Linked DNA regions of Homo sapiens: region 2 is linked to region 1. A link is an interaction called in ENCODE POLR2A ChIA-PET data of the cell type or tissue named here. Cell type or tissue: GM12878. All regions are shown on one strand.

Region 1 (5,000 bases):
ATTCGTTCATTTATAAATCACGTGTAGAACACCAGGGTACTGAGAAAACAGCCATGAATGAGATGCAGCTCTAATGTAGCATAGTGGGTATGCATATGTATTTTGGACTTTGCCTGGGTTCAGATCCAGGGTCTACCACTTGCGAACTTAGCCAAGTTATTTATCTCCTTTACTTGGTTCTGTCATCTGTAAAATGGGGGAACTGATAGAATCTACCTCATAGGGTGGTCGTTTGTTCAAGTCCAGCATCAGGTACATAGAAAGTGCCAGAGCATGGCCCTTCCTCCATTGTTGCTTTTATTTCTGCCCTGAAGGATCTCATGGACCAGCTTGGTGCTGGAGGAGGTCACCCTGGCCAGGCTTCTCAGTGACGGTTGGCATCCAGAAAGGGGTGCCAAAGCCCCCCAACTCCTTGAATCAGACCCTTCTATAGTGATCTAAAGCTGCTTCTCTGCTTGACTGTTGGGGCCTGATGCTGGGGAGGTCCTGTGAGGCCTTATTGACCTGGGAAAGTCCGCCTTTGTCTGGCGCCAGGTGTGCTTGATTTTAGAAGGAATTTCATTCCTAGCCGGGCACCGTGGCTCACGCCTGCAATCCCAGCATTTTGGGAGGCCGAGGTGAGTGGATCACCTGAGCCCGGGAGTTCGAGACCAGCCTGGCCAAACATGGTGAAACCCCATCTCTACTAAAAATACAAAAAGATAGCTGGGCGTGGTGGTGGGCGCCTGTAATCCCAGCTACTCAGGAGGCTGAGGCAGGAGAATTGCCTGAACCTGGGAGGCAGAGGTGGCAGTGAGCCAAGATGATCGTACCACTGTACTCCAGCCTGGGTGACAGAGCGAGACCTTGTCTCAAAAAAAAAAAAAAAAGGAATTTCAGTCTCAAGTATGAAAGCAGAAAGTGTTTCCTGATTGAGGACTCCTCACCAGCCGGAGGCAGCAGGACTGCCTGCCTCTGTGTGTCTTTAGGCAGGTTCCTCAAGCTCCCTAAGCCCGTTTCCTCCTTCATCAAAGGCGAAAGTAATAGTACCTATTTCATAGTTTTGTTAAGAGGATCAAATGAGATAGGGCCTCTAAAGCACTTAGCCAGTCCTGGGCACAGAATAGTGTGCTTAGTAAATATTGTGCCTATTAGTGATAATCAGAATTCTCAGACAATGTAAAGTAAAAACCACCTGAAAGATTTCTTAGGAGCTACAGCTTCATAGAGATGTGAAGTTGTAAACCTCCCAGAGCCCAAGTGGACAAAGAATTGTTACAGCAGCTGGAGAGACAGGAGACCCAGAGAAGCTTAACTCCTGTAGCAAAGTCACCCAGCATTCTGGCTTGGGGTGGGCAGGGATGGGGAATCAGAGCTGGCTTTCAGTCTGGTGCTCTCTGGTGCTTTGATAGTGATTCCTTCAGCAAATAGCTATGGGCAAACAGCATTGATGCACAGCTGAGGTCATATGGGCCTGTCTTCTGGAAGCTTCTGTTCTGATAGGGAAAATGAAATTTCTACATGATCATGATGAGAGGTAAAATAAAATCACATGTTCTATTAGAAGGGTAAAGTCATCGGGTATTCACTCATTCAAGGGGGCTCTGTGCCAGGCTGTGGAGCAGTGGGTCTCATTCGGGGGCGATCTTGTGTCTCAGGGGACACTGGGCCATGTCAGGAGACATTTTTGGTTGTCTCAGCTGGGGAGGTGCTGCTGGCATCTAGTGGGTAAAGGCCATGGATGCTGCTAAACATCCTACCGCACAAGGCAGCCCCCGGAACCACACACCAGCTGGCCCCTGATGTCCATGTGCCGAGGGTTGAGATCCCTGTCTTGGGAAGCAGCAGTGGCCAAGCAGATGGAGCCCCTGCCCGTTTGAAGCATAGAGCGTGGTAGGTGAGCAGACGTTACAGAAATGATTGCCTAGATATGGATTTATTTGTAATGTGAGCTATGAAGGAAAAGGTAGCGGGAAGAAAGAGGGATGCGAGCCCTTCTACTCTTTTAAGGGAGGGCCTTTGGGGAGGTCTTTCCAGCTGAGGGCACAGCCCAGGCAAAGGCTCAGAGGCAGAAAGTGCAGGAGTGTGTTGTGGGTGGGGAGGCTACCAGGCACCTGGTGTGTGCCCGGGGAGAAGTCAGAAAAAGGCCTGGCCTCGGGGGGCCCAGGAAGTGGCTTCCAGAGGTGGGGAGAAGGCAAAAGAGAGGACTAAACCCTTTAGTCTGTTTGAGGGAACTCCAGCCCCCAGCATGTTGCTCTCTGGGGGATCCAGCAGGGCCAGGTGGGCAGTGGGAGCACCCTAGCCCCAGGTGCTACCTTCCAGCCTGGGGCCAAGCCTTTTCCCTTTCTCTCATTTGCAGCTTTCTGATAGGTGGGAAAGAGAAGCAGGAAAAAAGAGCAGAGGAAAAACAATATTTTCATTTCAAACACAGATAGGGGTGAGGGAGGCGGGAAGTAATCTGGTTTATGATACCTTTGAGACAAGCACAGAAAATCCCCACCGTGGCCCGAAATAGCACTAAAACAGACGTTTTGCCAAATCAGACTTAATTGAGTGGCTCTCTTCTTGACTCCAGCAGGATGTGGCTGGAGCTGGCTTTGTTCCCTTGGGGTGACACTGTCCCCTGGGGCCCCTGCCCTGGCTAATTAAACAAAGAGGACCTGGTCTCCTAGGCAGGACAGGAGCCTGGGGAGCTGAACTTGACAGCCCTTGGCCTCTGCCTGAGAGGGCCAGAAATGGTTACAGGGGTTGGGAAGGTGGGGGGTTCCTGACAGGAGGGCCAACTGAGTGAAAGCATTGGTGGGAGAGGCCTGGTTCCTCTAATATGTGAATATCTGTCTCTTTGGATGCTGAAAGGGATGGAGAAAAGCCAGCATTGAGTGCCTACTATTGTGCCAGGCATTGGGTGGTCCTCGCTAAGTCTTATTAACTGCCCTATATCCATTATCAAGGAAACTGAAGCACAGAGAGGTTAAGTGATCTGCCTGAGGTCACACAGCAACCAAGTGGCAGAGCTAGGATTAGAAATCACATCCGCAGGCTCCAAAGCCAGGCCCTGCCTGCTGCTTACCCCCTTCCCCATGTTAGTCACTCATCCATTCGGGAGCTAATTCCTGGCTATGAAATAATATTGTGACCTTGTGGGAAGTGAAGGCTTGCAGTCAGACAGCCATGAGCTTGGCTTCTGACCAAAGCAGTTTTTCTTTTCATGGTTTTCTCCCTCAGAACCTCCTCTTTCCTCATCTATCAAGTGGGCATAATCATGCCTTTATCCTGGAGTTGCTGTAAGGGTTAAATTCAGCACAGAAAGGGATGGAAGGGGAAGGAGGAGGTCCTTGGGCCACCCAGCTTGGCAGGGTGCAATAAAAGAGTCCTAGGTAGAGGGAGCCAGGCAAGATTGCAATATCTCTGTGCCTATCAGTGTTGGGTTTCTTTATTTGAAAGGGGAGAGAGGGCAGACTCCACTCTGCAGGTAGAGAAGGTGGTGTGGAATGCGGGTATTTATTTTTCTTTGCCTGTGAAAGCCCTGTTTTCGCTCAGGCTGTGTAGGGCTTCCCGACACTGCCATGGGTGCGCACATCTGCACACTCTGGGGTGCCTGCCATGCAGAGGCATCTGCCCAGGGTGGGCACTGAGGGCATCCACCATGTGACGCCCCCGTGCAGCCTGTAAGCTCTCATCACAGTGCCTGGGATACCTGGGAGTCCCCAGAAAGAGTGAGGATGGGTGAGGGCCATGAAACCAGGGCATCATTCCTCCACCTCCTCTGATCAGGCCCTCCTGGTCCCATTCATCTCCTTATCTCCTGGCAGCCAGTGGGTTGCTGGGAAGGCAGGGGCAGCCTTCCTGATTGACAAACAAAACAAGCTTGATCACAAAAGGAGAGGGGAGACTGGCTGGGCCTCTCCAGCTCCCCTCCCCGTGCCCCAGGCATCTTTCTTGCTCCACCCAACTGGCACCCTACATTCTAAGATGCTGCGAGGGGGCTCCAAAGCCATTGTCGAAGGTCAGGCCACCCAGGCTAGGAGCCCCTTGCACTGGGGAGGTGGATTCAAGGAGTGATGGGGTTGCCATGAGGCGGCGCTTGCTGCAATGGCCGCCCCTCCTTCCCTTCAGCTGGCTGGGCAGGCAGCTTGGAGAGGAAGCCAGGCGGCAGGTAGCTGAGAAAGACATCGGATCCAGGGGGAGCAGCAGAGAAAGCAAACAAACAGGGCTTTGTGTGGCTGCAGATTGGCGGCTCAGAAGGGAAGCCAGGCCTGTGGTAGGGGGAAGGGAGAGGAAGGAACGGGAGACCAGGCCATTGCTCTGGGCCAGAGATCGGCGGCTGGACCAGCCCGGGCTGGGCGGCCGGGAAGTAGCGAGTGCCACTACGTGTGGACAGGCATCTGGAGTCACAGCCTGGCCGAGTCCCAGCTCTGCCACTTCACTCCTTAACAGATCTGGGCTTGTTTGCCCACCTAATCTGGGCAGTCATTCACACGTAGGACTCGCTGGCTTAGGAGGAGAGTCACCTGTCCTGGCCCAGTCAGTGTCTGCTCTCATCCTACCCTTGTCCCGTCATTGCTGGCAGGACACAGAATCAAAGGGATTCAGGGTCTCCTGGGAGCTGCTAGCCTTGCCGGGTCTCCTGGGAGGGCAGCGACTTCTGCTTAGATCTGTGGGCACTTTGGAGTCTTTGACCGGGGAGGCAGCCGTGCTGAGGGGAAACGGGTTCTCTGCCCAATAACGGATGCCTGGGGTGTAGGTGGGCAGAGGCTGGCATCAGGCCTGAGGAACCAAACTGCCCCCTCCTCGTCGCGGTGGAGACGCACGAGGTGCGGGGAGGAACATAGCCAGGAAGACGGGCCTTCCTGTGGGGAGGGAGGGGCATCTTTTCTGGGGTGTGAGTCACATTCTGGATCCCAGCGAGGGCAGCCCCCAACCTGGCCCACCTCTCAGAGGGCTGGGAGGGCCCGGGCCTCGAGGAAAGGCATAGGTAGGAGCTGTCAGGCCAGACGCCCGGGCAGCTCCACGCTCGCCTC
Region 2 (5,000 bases), 400 kb before region 1:
TGGGTTGTTCTACCTTTTAGCTCTTACAAAGGAAGCTTCTAAGGATATTTATGTACAAGTCTCTATATAAACATATCTTCTTTCCTCTTGGGTACACATCCAGGAGTGGAATAGCCAGCTCATACAGTAGGTATATGTTTCAACTTTTTTTTTTTTTTTTTTTTTTTTTTGAGATGGAATCTCACTCTGTTGCCCAGGCTGGAGTGCAGTAGTGCAATCTCGGCTCATTGCAAGCTCCGCCTCCCGGGTTCACACCATTCTCCTGCCTCAGCCTCCTGAGTAGCTGGGATTACAGGCGTCCACCACTATGCCCGGCTAATTTTTTGTACTTTTAGTAGAGACAGGGTTTCACTGTGTTAGCCAAGATGGTCTCAATCTCCTGACCTCATGATCAGCCTGCCTCGGCCTCCCAAAGTGCTAGGATTACAGGCGTGTGCCACCGCACCTGGCCTGTTTCAACTTTTTAAGAAACCATCCAAATGTGTTCTAAAGTGTGTTTGCACAATTAATTTCTCATCCCACCAGCTGTGTGTGAGAGTTCCAGTTCCTCCACATCTTTGCCAGCATTTTCTATGGTCAGTCTCTTTCATTTTAATCCTCCTAGTAGGTGTGAAGTGGTATCACACTGCGGTTTTAATTTGCATTTCCTTGGACTAATGATATTGAGCATCTTTTCATGTGCATATCGGCCATGTGTACATCTTCTTTGGTGAAATGTCTGTTTAAATAACTGCCACTACTTTAATGATACCCCAAAAATGTTGATGCATTGTATTTCTATTTAATTTATTAATTTATTAATTTATTGAAATGGAGTCTCACTCTGTGTCCCAGGCTGGAGTGCAGTGGCGCCATCTCGGCTCACTGCAAACACTGCCTCCTGGGCTCAAGCGATTCTCATGCCTCAGCCTCCTGAGTAGCTGGGATTACAGGAGTGTGCCACCATGCCCAGCTAAGTTTTGTATTTTTAGTAGAGATGGGGGTCTCATCATGTTGTCCAGGCTGGTCTCAAACTCCTGACCTCAAGTGATCCACCTGCCTCGGCCTCCCAAAGTTCTGGGTTATAGGCATGAGCCACCGCACCCTGCCGTATTTCTTTTTTTTTTTCCGTATTTCTATTTTAATTCAAGTCAAATCACCTTCTAATGTTTCTTTTAATTTCTTCTTTGATCTATGGGTTATTTAGAAGTATGTTTTAGTTTACAAATATTTGGGAATTTTTCAGAGACCTTTCTGTTATTGATGCCTAATTTAATTCTATTGAGATCAAAGAACATACTCTGTGTACTCTGAATCCTTTAAAATGTATTGAGGATATTTTTACAGCCCAGAGTATGGCCTGTCTTTTTAAATGTTTTATATGCACGGGAAAATAATGTCTATTCTGCTGCTGTATGGATGTCATAGAAATGTCAATTAGGTCAAGTGGGTTAACAGTGTTCTTTGAGGCTTCCATATCCTTACTTGCTTTCTGTCTACTTGTTCTATTATTAAGATAGGAATATTAATTTCTTTTTTTGAGACAGAGTCTTGCCCTGTTGCCCAGGCGGCAGTGCAGTGGCATGATCTCGGTTCACAGCAACCTCTGCCTCCCAGGCTCAAGTGATTCTCCTGCCTCAGCCTCCTGAGTAGCTGGGATTATAGGTATGCGCCACCATGCCCAGCTAATTTTTGTATTTTTAGTAGAGATGGGGTTTGCCATGTTGGCCAGATTGATCTCAAACTCCTGACCTCACGTGATCTGCCCACCTCGGCCTCCCAAAGGCCTGCTGGGATAACAGGTGTGAGCTACCGCACCCAGCTGGAATATTAAAATATTTGACAGTAATTGTGAATTTGCCTATTTCCCTTTGCAGTTTTATATATTATAAAACGGTGTTTCCTTTTATTCTACTTTTATAGTCATTTTAAATATATTATTCACATAACAAAATTCACTATGTTAAAGTGTGAGTATACTATATACATCCATATAATACAATACTACTTAAATTTAAATATATAATTCACGTAACACAATTCACCCATGTTAAAGCTGTGTTGCACAACCATCACCATTTAATTCCAGAGCATTTATATCACCCACCAAAGAAACAGTACACTTATTAGCTCTCCTCTCCCCTCCCCTTCCCTCCCCTTCTCTTTTTTCTTTTTTCTTTTCTTTTTTTTTTTTTTTTTGAGATGGAGTCTCACTCTGTTGCGCAGGCTGGAGTGCAGTGGCACTATCTTGGCTCACTGCAACCTCTGCCTCCCGGGTTCATGCCATTCTCCTGCCTCAGCCTCCCGAGCAGCTGGGACTACAGGCACCCACCACCACACCCGGCTAATTTTTTGTATTTTTAGTAGAGATGGGGTTTCACCGTGTTAGCCAGGATGGTCTCAATCTCCTGACCTCGTGATCCACCTGCCTCGGCCTCCCAAAGTGCTGGGACTACAGGCATGAGTCCCCGCGCCCGGCCTCATTCTCTTTTTTCTTTGAGGCGGGGCCTCACTCTGTTGCCCAGGCTGGAGTGCAGTAATACAGTCATGGCTCATGGCAGCCTCGACCTCCTCAGCCTCTCAAGTAGCTGGGACCACAGGTGTGCACCACCACACCTGGCTAGTTTTTGTATTTCTGTACAGATGGGGTTTCACCATGTTGCCCAGGCTCTTAGCAATTAGTTTCAATTTCACCCTTCCCACAACACCTGGCAACTACTAATCTACTTTCTGCCTCTATAGATTTGCCTGTATTCTGGACATTTCATATAAACAGAATCTTTTAAGACCTGACCTTTTGTAACTGGCTTCTTTCACTTAGCAAAACATCTTCAAGGTCCACCCATGTTGTGGCATGTGCCAGAATTTCCTTCCTTTTCAAGGTCATAGTACGTATATACCACTTTGTATTTATCCATTCATCTATCAGTGGATACTTGGCTTGCTTGCACCTTTTTTTTTGTTTGTTTGTTTGTTTTTGAGACAGGGTCTTGCTCTGTTACCCAGGCTGGAGTGCAGTGGGGCAATAATAGCTCACTGCAGCCTCTAATTCTTGGGTTCAAGTGACTCTCCCACCTCAGCCTCCCAAGTAGCTGGGACTACAGGTGTGCACCACCACACTTGGCTAATTAAATTTTTTTTTTTTTTTTTTGAGATGGAGTCTTTGTCACCCAGGCTGGAGTGCAGTGGCAGGATCTCGGCTCACTGCAAGCTCCGCCTGCCGGGTTCATGCCATTCTCCTGCCTCAGCCTCCTGAGTAGCTGGGACTACAGGTGCCCACCACCACGCCTGGCTAATTTTGTTTTTGTATTTTTAGTAGAGACGGGGTTTCACCGTGTTAGCCAGGATGGTCTCGCTCTCCTGACCTCGTGATCCGCCCGCCTCGGTCTCCCAAAGTGCTGGGATTAAAGGCATGAAACACTGTGCCCAGGCTTTTTTTTTTTTTTTTTTTTTTTTTTTTTTTTTAAAGACAGAGTCTCCTCTGTCGCCCAGGCTGGAGTGCAGTGGCATGATCTCAGCTCACTGCAACCGCCGTCTCCCGGGTTCAAGCGATTCTCCTGCCTCAGCCCCCGGAGTAGCTGGGACTACAGGCATCCGTCACCATGCCCGGCTAATATTTGTATTTTTTTAGTAAAGATGGGGTTTCACCATATTGCCCAGGCTGCTCTTAAACTCCTGAGCTCAGGTGATCTGCCTGTCTCCGCCTCCCAAAGTGCTGGGATTACAGGCATGAGCCACCAAGCTCGGCCAAAAAAATCTTTTTTTTAGAAATGAGTTCTTACTATGTGATTTCTTTTTCTTATGATATCTTTCTCTGGTTCGGTGTCAGAGTAAATTGGCCTCACAGGATGTGTTGAGACATGTTCCCTTCTGTTCGATTTTTTGGGAGAGTTGTGAAGGATTGCTATTATTTCTTCTTAAATATTTGGTACAATTCACCAGTGAAGCCATCTGGTCTTAGACATTTATTTTGGGAAAGTTTTTTAAAATTACTCATTCAATCTTCTTTAATGGTTATATGCATATTCATATTTTCTTTTTCTTTTTATTCTTGAACTAGAAAAAGAAAATGTGAATATGAGTCATGGGCTTTGGCAGTTTGTATCTTTCTAGTAATTTGTTCATTTCATCTAAGTTATATAATTTTTGGCATACAATTGCTCATAATATTTTCATATATATATTTTTCTTTGTTTCTCTAAGGTGGGTAGGGATGTTCCTCTTTCATTCCTGATTTTAGTAATTTGAGTCCTCTCTTTTTGTTTCCTAGTAAGTCTAACTAAAGGTTTATCAATTTGTGTTGGTCTTTTCAAAGAACCAGCTTCTGCTTTCCTTGATTTTTCTAGTCTCTATTGCCTGTATTTCTGCTCTAATCTTTGTTATTCTTTACTTTTGCTTGCTTTGGATTTGGTTGTTTCTAGATTCTTCAAGTGAAAGGTTACTAATTTGAGGTCCTTATTTAATATAGGCATTTACAACTATAAGTTTCCTCCTAAGTGCTGCTTTGGCTATATTGTGTAAATATGGGGATGATGTTTTTTCATTTACATTTTTCTCCCAATGATTTTCTTATTTCTCTTGTGGCTGCTCCTTTGACCCATTATTATTTAGGAGTATGTAATTAAAATTCCACATATTAGTGAATTCCCCAAAGTTTCCTCTGTTACTGCTCTCCAGTGTAAGCAATGTGTTGGACTATTTACTTTGTATGACTTCAGTTCTTTAAAATGTATAGAGGTTGGTTTTATGACTAGCATATGGCCTATCCTGGAAAATGTCCCATATGTGCTTGAGAAGAACATGTATTCTGCTGTTGTTCGGTGGAGCGTTGTTCTATAGATGTGGATGTCTATTATGTTTAGTTGGTTTAGTATTATTTGTGTTTTTTATGTCCTTGTGGCCTAGTTGTTCTACCGCTTATTGAAGGAAGGTATTGAAGTCTATTATTATTGGTATTATTATTAAAAACAGGGTCTCACTCTGTCACTCAGGCTGGAAGGCAGTGGCATGATCATACTTCT

Evidence for each region. ChIA-PET counts read pairs that join two places held together with the same protein. Peaks named below come from ENCODE experiments on the same cell type or tissue, not always from the same donor. Only the 100,000 strongest peaks of a DNase experiment are listed, where the experiment ranks them.
Region 2: POLR2A ChIA-PET joins it to region 1 with 6 read pairs; 3 of 35 experiments call an interaction of 5 or more read pairs at or near these places.

The regions. Positions count from the first base shown.
Region 1 is chr17:17,689,537-17,694,536 of GRCh38, forward strand. The region is part of intron 1 of RAI1 (retinoic acid induced 1); the gene reads left to right. Among named protein-coding and RNA genes, the nearest start is that of RAI1, 11 kb to the left of the region's middle. RefSeq lists enhancers at 3,420-4,134, 4,135-4,847. In GM12878, no CTCF peak of the experiment used is centred here; a DNase peak (open chromatin) is centred at 2,545; H3K4me3 peaks cover 3,145 bases; H3K27ac peaks cover 4,986 bases.
Region 2 is chr17:17,292,691-17,297,690 of GRCh38, forward strand. No RefSeq gene overlaps it. Among named protein-coding and RNA genes, the nearest start is that of NT5M, 8.2 kb to the right of the region's middle. RefSeq lists an enhancer at 2,711-2,770. In GM12878, no CTCF peak of the experiment used is centred here; no DNase peak of the experiment used is centred here.